2 separate regions of the Homo sapiens genome follow, and region 1 is linked to region 2. The links are chromatin loops, found by intact Hi-C in ENCODE. Cell type or tissue: OCI-LY7. All regions are shown on one strand. Each heading gives the region's core, and the rest is flanking DNA. Links, peaks and the distances in the headings are about the cores only. Region 1 overlaps PRKCH (protein kinase C eta). Region 2 overlaps LINC03033 (long intergenic non-protein coding RNA 3033).

Evidence for each region. Hi-C counts contacts between places; a loop is a spot of excess contacts. Peaks named below come from ENCODE experiments on the same cell type or tissue, not always from the same donor. Only the 100,000 strongest peaks of a DNase experiment are listed, where the experiment ranks them.
Region 1: a loop joins it to region 2, with 9 times the contacts of the local background. A loop is called at or near these places in 6 of 110 quality-filtered maps.

What each region holds. Positions count from the first base shown.
Region 1 is chr14:61,549,723-61,555,107 of GRCh38, reverse strand. It overlaps PRKCH (protein kinase C eta), which reads right to left. Exons shown (of 14, transcript NM_006255.5): 14 at 4,132-5,385. The coding sequence ends at 5,277. Among named protein-coding and RNA genes, the nearest start is that of PRKCH-AS2, 6.9 kb to the right of the region's middle. RefSeq lists enhancers at 2,235-2,284, 2,179-2,688, 2,689-3,199. In OCI-LY7, for the core only: no CTCF peak of the experiment used is centred there; a DNase peak (open chromatin) is centred at 2,017; H3K4me3 peaks cover 1,548 bases; H3K27ac peaks cover 3,232 bases.
Region 2 is chr14:61,641,734-61,647,118 of GRCh38, reverse strand. The region is part of intron 1 of LINC03033 (long intergenic non-protein coding RNA 3033); the gene reads right to left. Among named protein-coding and RNA genes, the nearest start is that of HIF1A, 51 kb to the left of the region's middle. In OCI-LY7, for the core only: no CTCF peak of the experiment used is centred there; DNase peaks (open chromatin) are centred at 2,118, 2,598 and 4,568; H3K4me3 peaks cover 2,164 bases; H3K27ac peaks cover 3,501 bases.

The sequences.
Region 1 (5,385 bases), core at 119-5,118, 92 kb after region 2:
GCCTCAAAGGAGAGCAGCAGAATATCAAACTTAAGGCTGAACCTGTATGTCAGTTGGGGCAGGATGGACTCAAAACATCCTAGGAAAAGAATAAGGTCTCCTGAGGAGGTTCTGCAGCCAGTTAGAAAAGTGAAATCCCTCCAAATTGGAGTGGCATGGCATCGGCATCCAAAGGGATGGGCATCATGGAGAGCACGAGTGTCCCTCTCTGTCCATTTTCAGATGGACATCACAAGCAACCTTCCCTTAGCCCTCTGTGGGAGAGCTGACGATAATAATAGCCAACATCGATTGAGCATTTCTGTGTCCCAGCCCTGTGGCAAACGCTTGACAATGTATCACAGTTAATCCCTGCAGTATTAACAGAAGGCAGGCAGGCGCTATGCTCACTCCCATTTCACAAATGAGAAAGTTGAAATTGGAGAAAGAACTAGCTTTTCTCAAGAACATTCAGTAAGTGTGGATTCAGCCCCCAGGGCTGCCCACTACTCTTACCAGCCAGGGCTCTTACCCATGTGACATCTTGCCCCCTAGACTGCACGGGCAGCATAGGGTAGGGTGGCTCACCTAGGCACTCAGTGCTGCTGACACAGGGTGATGCCAAAGACGCAGAAACACATGGGAAAGGTGACTGCCATTTCTGGGCTCTAAAAGAGCCTATAAAATAAATATGCAAATCAAAATTTTATGCCATCTTGATGGTTGGAAAACTGGCTATATAACAGTTTGGCTCTAAGAATCAAGTGGTGCAGGGAGAGAGAGTGCAGAACCGACGTACTCGGTAGGGGAGTAAAGAGCCAGGAAGCAGGAGGAGGGAAAGAACAGTTGGCAGGGCAGTGGAGGTGAAGAGGTGGGGACGGGATAAAGCCCAGGGTAGCTCCCTTAGCTTTGGTTACAATTCAACAAAGGAACAAAAGGAGACTACAAAGCTCCCTTTACAGCTGCACTCTGGCCAGCTTTGGCCAACTTGCAACTCAATTCAGAGGAACATCTCAGCAAAGGGCTCATTTTCATCACAAACATCTACTACAGTTGTACTGGAGTCTTATCCTTGGATGATGTAAAATGAGAAGTTACAGGGCCCAGTGTGACCCTGAGCCGGGGGCAATCACTGTGGGCTGTCTAGTCATTTTAAGTCAACATTGCTAGATTAAGCAACCAGGATGACCAAACCTGGGAATAATGAACAGCTTTATCATGTTGGCATGTGAAATGGTCAAATCCGTGGCTGGAATATTTTCAAGGCAATGTGTACCCAATTAAGATCCGGGGTGTGGTGGCTCATGCCTGTAATTCCAGCACTTTGGGAGGCCGAGGCGGGCAGATCATCTGAGGTCAGGATTCAATTAAGATCAATAAATGACAAATGGGATGCTTTTATTTTTGCTTTGCTTTTTTTTGTTTTGTTTTGAGACAGGGTCTCCCTCTGTCGCCCAGGCTGGAGTGCAGTGGCGTGATCTCAGCTCATTGCAGCCTCCACCTCCAGGGTTGAAACTATTCTCCTGCCTCAGCCTCCTGAGTAGCTGGGATTACAGGCGCCCACCACCACGCCCGGCTAACTTTTGTAATTTTTTAGTAGAGACGGGGTTTCACCATGTTGGCCAGGCTGGTCTTGAGCTCCTGATCTCAAGTTATCCACCTACCTCGGCCTCCCAAAGTACTGAGATTACAGGCGTGAGCCACCGTGCCTGGTCTATTTTTGCTCTTTTCTTTGCTAACATGTTACACCAGCTCAGCTTCATAGCTGTAAACATGCAGCTGCCAAGGTAGGTTCCAGGCTGCGCACCTTCTTCCTGACGCTGCTGCATGAGCTGGCGGGGTGGGTGATGAAGAGTTACTAAAACATGAAGTGGCTCCTCTACGAGGGGAGAAAGGGCTGGAAACTCCACCAAGGCTCAGAAGTTACCCCAGGGGTTCAGATGGGGCTCACGGGATTCAGAGAGAACCAGACTACTTCCTCTTCCCCTATTCAGGGAGGTTGAAGTCCTGATTGCATCACCCTGGCCTGCCCCAGTTCCAAGAACTGGGGTTAGCAGCTCCAGCCCCTTGATATGCAAATCATGCAGTCCCACTGCTGATAAATTGTTCTACCCAGGGGAGGGCTAATACTGTCCTGCCCAGCTGGCAGTTTATCTTGGTGCTTCCTGCCAACCCCACAAAGGTGGAAAAATAGAATTCGCTTTCATAGAAGAACCTCACTGAACTGAGCTAAAAGTAGGGACTCTGGAGTTAAACTGCTTGATCCAAATCCTAACCCCACTGCTTTAGTTGTGTGAATTTAGACAAGTGACTTAATCTCTTGTACTTCACTTTCCCCCATCTGTACAATGAAACTGAGAGTACCCACCTCATGGGGGGTATTGAATAAGTAAATACACTTAAAGTATTTAGAACAGGGCTTCACATGTAATAAACATGCAACATGTTAGCCATTAAGTGAAAGCAACTTTGGCAGTCAAAGGCTGACCCACATCCCAAAGCAAAGGCTTGAAGTTATTGTCCTTTCAAACACTCAAGGCCATGTGTCTAATTCAGTTAGGTCACCGTGGAATAGCTTGGGAGAGCAGGAGCAAATGGGTGTGGGATGAGGACTGGCTGGGAAGGACAGTGGGATGATAAGGCCTGACGATGTCTTAAGATGGACCTGAGGGAGTGAAAGGTCCCAATGTGACCTCGTCTTGACCTCCATGCTGCCCACTGTGCTGAGGGAACCCAGCAGCCCCAGTGGACTCTGGCCCAGTTGCCTGAATGGCTCGCTACCTGCTCTGTGCCAGCCTTCTTCAGGAAGTGTGGGCAAGACAGCCTTGTGATCCCTTGGAAGGGGATGCCAGGTCTAGCAGAACTGAAGAAAGATGTGAAGTAGAATTGTAACCAGGAATTGAAGACTCATTTGAGCTTTAGGTAAATATCCTGTGTATCTTCTCTCTTCTCAGATATAAACATTAGCTATTGAATAACCTGATAGGCATGGAATAAATAGCCTCAAAAGAATGGACTCAACCCAAACTGGGGAACCCAGGTAGTGGGCTTGAGAAGCAATTGTGAAGAAGGAAGCTGCTGAGTGATCACAGACTTACCAAAGACAGTGTTTTGGCTCTGCGTGGCTATGATAATGAGTTTTGTGAATGAAACAGGAGGCATGCTTTATTTTTCGTGGTTGTTTACCAGAGTGGAGTGAACCATAACAAAAAGTTAATCAATCCCACAGAGCAATAGAAGACCCAAAGTGGAGGAGCTATGAAGGCCAAAAAAGTCCCAAAGTCAGAATGATCCTTCCCTTTCCCAGACTACAGCATCAAAGATTTAGACCCTAGAGCTGGATCTACTCTTTACCAAGCCTGAACCCTTTGGGAAACCAATGAACTCAACTTCTCTGAGCCTCTCTTGCCATTTGTAGTATGTACTGCAGTACTCACACTATCATCAGTGGGAATAGTGGGCACGTCATGAAGATCTAGTGGCATGATGTGGGTGAGAGTGATGACTATGAGTGGTAAGTGCTACACAAATGGAAAGGGAAGTTCCTAGCTACTCTATTCATTCAAAAGTAAGTGTTCGCATTGGAATGCAAAAAAAAGAACCTATGACAGAGAAGAGACTGTCAGTACTAGCCAGCTACTCCTCAGCTGCTCTATAATTCCCCTATCCCGTCTGTAGTTAGAGGGAAGCCATGTTTTAGCCAGTCATTGTGAGAAGAGGTGAGGTGTGTCCCTCCTAGGAGAGGCAGGCAGGCAGCCGGCGCCCCCTCCATGTCTCTTCCTTGCTCTGGAGACTTTGGAAAGCTACATTTTCCAGATAGTGTAGTTATAAGATGGAGGAAGATTGTTGAACTTACATGCTACTTTATGTGAATGAGAAATAAACATTTATGGTGTCTAGCCCCTGAGATCTTGAGGGTTGGTCTGTTACAGCTATGCTTAGCAGTCATCACCCTCATTCAGGACAGAAGTTTTGGTCAGTAAGAGACAGGCCACATCTACTTCAGAGAATCACAGAAGAACTTACATCAACCTCTCCTCTCAGGAATTTTCTGTGAGTTGAGTTCTACCCATTCTGCTCAAGGTTTTATTTTGATTGGAAATCTACTGTCTTAGTGGGAAGGAGACAAATCATTCTAGTCAAAACACTTCCTTTTGCTACAAAATGCATTTATTTCCAGTCAGACAAAATTCTTGAACTGTATATTCGGGTACATATTATAAGGTCATCTTTGATATATGCCCTGTTTACAAGATCCATTTCTAATTATTAAAGTGAATATCAAACACACATCTTTGCATCTTAAAACATAAATAAACTGCTAATGTTTATAAGCCACAAATCTGGTCACTGACATGAGTGGCCTGCAATTCTTCAGTGATGAGCACACGGCGATACAGACAAGATCAGATTACCCAGGTAGGCAGGCAGCAGGCACCTGTAATTCACCCGCTGACTGTGCTGTTGTGGCAGTGACCCTTCTTGTGAAAAAAGAGTTATGTGCAGACAAAAGTGTGACATATGCAACGTGGAGAGGCATTTCACAGAATGCAAACACCATTCAGGTAAATTAGTAGACTCCAGAATGAATGAAAGCTTCATGAATGCAAACCTGTTGTTTACAATACTGGGCATTGTGGCACCTTTTCACTGGACAGTTTAATAAATATCTATTAAAGAAAGTAAGGATAAGAGAAGAAGCTGAAGCAGTCGTCTTGGTGCACAACATATTTTCAAGATTGGGCTTTAGGTTGTGAGTTTCAGAGATACCATTGTTTGTTTCTTCAGAGTAAATCATTCTATTTGGAAAGCCCTTCATTTCCTTAAAAAGACCTTTAAATTCTTCATTAGCATTAAGAGACTTCTTGTAGACTGCCAGGAATTGGGGTTCATTGGCTTAAAGAAGAGCACAGCACAGTTGACAGAACGTCTTGGTTTGTCTCTTGAATTAAGAAGCCTGATTGGCTCAGAATTTCTCAGATCTACTTTATTCTTCACACTTTCCCTCCTTTTGGCTCCTGTTAACATCCCAAGCCCACAGAGACAGACGCTCATAGGTGGAGCGGTATACTTCATAAAATCTCATTTCATTATCAACTATTTCTAGTGCCATGGCTCCCTCTGGACTCTAAATAGTTGATATCTGAAAGTTCCATCCTTCACAGAGTTCTTCACTTGCTCCTTGAAGGTAAGGTTCTTGTTCTAAGGCTGATGCTGGGAAGGTCCCATAGAGGAAATTCCTGGAGAATCTCTATTCCCTTTGGGTTCTCGTGCCCTCTCTCTCACTCCCCATAAGGCTATGGTTGCAATTCTGGAGACACATAGGAAAAGTTTCTAAACTCATCCTGGTTAATCATTGGAAGATGTCCCTCATCAATTGGAGTTAAAACTGGCTCTTCCTTTATG
Region 2 (5,385 bases), core at 88-5,087:
AACATGAATCTGTGCATTAAATTCTATGGACATAAAATGAATCCGTTCAAAAACAAGTTTGGGCAGTTTACATCTGGTATGTAGTGTTTTCAGAGTAAGGTTTTAAGGTTTAAGAGGTTTGAAAACTCTGTATCCCAGCCAGAGAATGCTTATCTGCTTTATGCTAGTTTTTACCTGCAGAATTTTTGTCTCTGTGACATCATATATTCATTTGCTGCTATATTTTAGAATGCATTGCACAACAGTGGGAACTGATCTAAGAAGGTTAATCATATTCTGGCAGTCGCTGAGCAGGCTGGCAATTAATGAGAAAGTTTGAAGAAGAATGTTATTTCAGAATACACCACAGCCTATTCTATAGGGTCAAGTTGACTTTTTATTTTCATTTGGTTGCTTATATAAACAGTGAAAGTGCAAAAATCCTCAAGGACTGACAAGCAAAGATTAATATTGTGTTTACAAAATAAGCAAACACAAAATATCCACAATGCTTTCACACACACACACACACACACACACACACATGCACACACATATACACATACATGCGTGCACAAACACATCTTTGTTGCAACCTGTTCATCTTGGGCTAGAAGTATGTGTGGGACGTGACTAGAGCTATCCGTGAGGATCATCAGGATTTCAAATAACTTGCAATGATTGGTATCAGTTATAAAAACACTGAATTATCCAACTGATCATGGCTAGAGTATAGTTTGGAAACCATTTATAAATAAAACTACATTCTAGTCACAACAATTTAATAATATAAATATATAGAGAAATTTAAATATACAAACATTTCAAGTAAATGCTAATTGTGACCTAATGTCTTTACTAGAGAAGAATAATATGAAAATTCATCTAGTGTTCTGTTTATAACTCTAATGCAAAAGATAGTTCTCTATTAGTTGAGTCAAATGTTTGTATCTCGATTACAGGCATCAGAACTTTGAGGTCTTTACTGACCTACACTCCTATCAAGACAAAAAAAAAGGAAGAAGTGTGGCATTTATTTGTCCATTAGTTCATTCATTCATTCTGCAAATATTCAGCATTTACCTTGTACGTGGCATTGAATTTGGCCCGAAGAACAGATAACCTAATGGTGTTTGGAGAATTGAAATAGTTATACTGCAAGTAATCTAATTGATTAAATCTTCTTATTTAAAGTTGAAGACTGAGGCAAATTAAAGCAGCCAAACAATTTTGGCTAGTTTTACCCATGCACTCTCGTTATGTCCATACCCACCTTCCACTAAACTTCTCTTGTCATTCTTCCCTATTTTCTAACCATTATTATAACTCCAACAGATATATTGTCATTTGCATTTATATACAATTAAGTTGGTCAATGATCCTAATCCATTCACTTCAACTACATAAGTACAATGTTAGTGAAATAAATGTGTCATTTAAAAATGAGGTCTGATCATACCATAAGACAGGGCAAAAAGGAAAATAAAGAAAATGAGGTCTAAGGTTAAAATATTTCATTAAAAAACATCAAAACTGAACACAGAAATGATCACAATAGAAGCAGACAGCCATTCCTTAGAACCTCTTTCTACTGTCTATTTCCTGAAATGGTTTTTCTCTAGTTTATTTCATTTTGTATCACAGATGACTATTTGGTTTAGTGTGTCTAATTCCTCTGCAATTAGATTTGCAGAACATATTACTTCATTTTAATAAAAAGTTTTTGAATCACAGCCAAATTGCTGTAGGACAAGCAGATTTTGTTTTCTTACAATTTCATTAGTAAAAAAAAAATGAGGATACCAATATTGAAATGTCACAAATATGGAATTTTAAGTCAAACATCTGTGTTCCCTTAAAGGAGAATATCTTTTCTGAAGCTTGGGAGCCTCCATTAGTGAACAAATTAGTTAAACAGACATTTGCAATGAAAAAAAAAAATCCCATCAGTTTTGTTGAATTATTTTTGTTTTATTATGGGTTTATTTCATTATTAAAAGTAGAAAAAATGCATAAAATAATAGAAGAATAAGAAATAAAACAATTACTTGAGGCTGTACTAGGCAAATGATTCTGATGTGCTTCACTGAACACAGGATGTAACCTGAGCCCCTGTCCCTGGCTTGACAGAGCATCTGTTTCTCACAGATGCCTGAAAAACACCCTGCTCCTCTAGATGCTGGGGCGCTTTTCTGAGCATTGCATTACCTTTATCAAAGAGTGCAAACACGTATTCTATTTGTAAGGGATGGATGAATGTAGATGGTTGTGTTGTGCATACCATCTATATCCTTCTATGTATATATGCTCTTGTACCCAAAAGAAAAGTCACACTTAATTCATGGTCCATGGCTGTACAAACAACAAGAAATACCACATCTAGTACTGCAAAAAAGCAAGTGGAAGAACCAGTATCTCTTATTTAGATATACTGTAGTAGTAAAAGAGAACATACCCAGTACAAAGGAAGGGGCATCTGCTTTTCTTAGTTCTGGGGATTGCTATGTTTAATAACTTCAGAGGAACACTGATGAGGTGGAAGGCAAGTGCATGTCTCTTTTTTCCCCCTACTGCATACAGAGCCCTGGTACAGAGCACTCAGTGGATGCTCATAAATATTTGTTGAGTGAATGAAAGGAGAACAACTAGAATTGTGATGCATTTCTAAAACAGGACTAAAACAGGCCATGTGGTTAAAGTAAATGAAGATACTTAGCCAGAGAGGAGGAGACTTAGGGAGCACAACAGTTCTCTTTGTATTTGAAATAAATTTTCACATAGAGGAAGGGCTAGACTCACTCTGAGTGACCTAGGGAACAAAATAAGCAACTGTATAAAGAGGAACATGAAATTAGAGCTGCCCCAAATGGAAGAGTAACCACTGGAATAACTCTTGTTAACCATTCTAATTCTTACCTAGTTTCTACATCTTCCTGTCACCAAAGTTGCTCATTCATTCACCCATTCATTCAAAAACACATATTTACATGGGTGAACACATCTCCAAACTCATCAAACTGTATACATTAAATATGTACAGCTTTTTGTATGACAATCATATCTCAATAAAGTAGTTTTAACAACAGCCACCACCACCAAAAGTCCCCCCAAAAAATACATATTGAGAACCTTCATGCTTACAGGTACTCTATCAGGTTCTGGGGAAATAACTGTGAACCCAAGAAACGTGGCCTCTTTTCTCATTCAGTTTATAAGCTGGTGAAGGAAACAGACAAGACAGTCAGACAAATCCTTTACAAATGATCATGCAACTTTGGTTTCAGTAAAGTCAGTTGCTTAAATCAAAGTTGCATGATCATTTGTAAAGGATACCAAAAAGGGAAATCCTGAATCATGTGTAAGGGCTAGACAGGATGATCTCACTAGTCTTTCCAACTGTTGAGATTCCTAGGATACTATGCTTTCTCCCTGCATTCTCATCTCAGTAAGTTGTCCCGTGATGACACCCAGAAGTCATTATGTTCAACCTCATCCTCCTCATCTCTACTTTCAAGTCACTAGTGACTCCTGATCATTCTAATTCTAGTTCCCACGCTCATCACAAGGTTGTCCTCATGGTGGCTGGCTGACACCTCCTGAGTCCGCATCTCCGGTCTAGTAGTGTGCAACTCATAAAGTGCAGCACTCCATGAGATCCTAATGCAGTTGGTTTGCTGATCATAGGTTCAGAAATAAGATTCTTCTGTGTGATGGGTTGAATGGTGGTCCCCACACAGATATATCCATGTCCAAATCCCTGGAAACTGTGAATGCTACCTTACTTGGAAAAAGTCTCTGCAGATGTAATTAAGGATCTTGAGATGAGATCTTCCTGGATTCCCCAGTGGGCCTTAACTCCAGTCCCAAGTGTCCCTCTAAGAGACAGAAGAGGACACAACAAACACACAGAGGAGAAGGCAATATGAAGATGGAGTCAGAGAATGAATGGATGTGGCCACGAGCCAAGGAAGCCAAGGACTGGCAATAGCCACCAGAGGCTTGAAAAGGCAAGGAAGGATTCTCCCCTGTAGCCTCCAGGAGGAGTGTGATGATACCTTGATTTCAGACTTCTGGTCTCTATAATGATGAGAAAATAATTTTTCTGTTGTTTTAAGCCTCTTAGTTTGTGGCAATTTGTTTAGAAGCCCTAAAATACTAACCCATTATGCCTCCCACCATCCAATACAAACAGTTCATCACAGTGCTATCAGGGGGATCTTGCTAAACGTGAATCTGACCAACATATACTCCCGCTTTAAACCCCTTGTCTCTCTGCAACCCGTAGGCAGCACTCCCTTTCCTTGCCATGATGCCATGAAAGACTGTTCACTTGTATGACACACTTCCCTCGGGGGACACAGGTGATGCTCAACTCATAGCATGATGAAGTCAATGCCTCTGTCCCTCCCACTCAAGAATTCATATGAGAATGGAACTGATGAAACTTTTACAGGGATAGATACTCTAATTTAATTTAAACAAAATAAAAACAGAAAAGAAATCATCTTCAGTCTGCTCCTGCTGTTAGGTTACTTGGAACACACCTCCATGCATCGTGCTCCACTGACTGCTGCCCTGCCTTCCTCTCCAGCTGCCTCCTAGAGCACGTTTTGCTTCAGCAGTGCTGACTCACATTTAGTGCCTAGGACACATGGTAGTCATTTGTGTGTCTTTGCCTTTGCACGTCTTGTTCCCTTTGCTTGGAATGCCCTTCCCACACATAGCCACCTCACAAACTCCTATTCATCTCATAAAGCCAAATTCGTATTCCATTTACTCCAGGAAGCCTTTTTGCCCACTTACATTTTGATCATTCCCTTTCTTATGCAACGATCTTACTGTTTATAAAATATAAAGTTTTATTTTATTACATCATATTGTAATTCTTTGTTTATGTATCCATTTCTTTGAAAGCCAGGCCATATTAAACTCATTTTATTCAGCCTTAAAGAAAAGAAAAAAAGAAGAATGGGTGTGGATGGGTGTGGAGGACATGCTGAGTGAAATATGCCAGACACAGAAAGAAAAATATTGCATGATCTCACGTATATGTGGATTAGTTTTAAAAAGAGGTCTCATATACAGAAACAGTGAGTAAAATAGTGGTTACTATGGGCAAGGGGAGGAGAGGAAATGCAGTGATATGGGTCAAAGGATATAAAGTAGCAGATATAAACAAATCTAGAAATCTAATGTATAACATGAGGACTATAGTCAATAAAACTTACATTAGGGGTCAGGTGCGGGGCTCACCCAGCACTTTGGGAGGCCGAGGTGGGTGGATACTTGAGGCCAGGAGATCGAGACCAGCCTGCCCAACATGGTGAAACCCAGTCTCCACTAAAAATACAAAAATTAGCTGGGCTGTAATCCCACCTACTTGAGAGGCTGAGGCACAAGAATCAT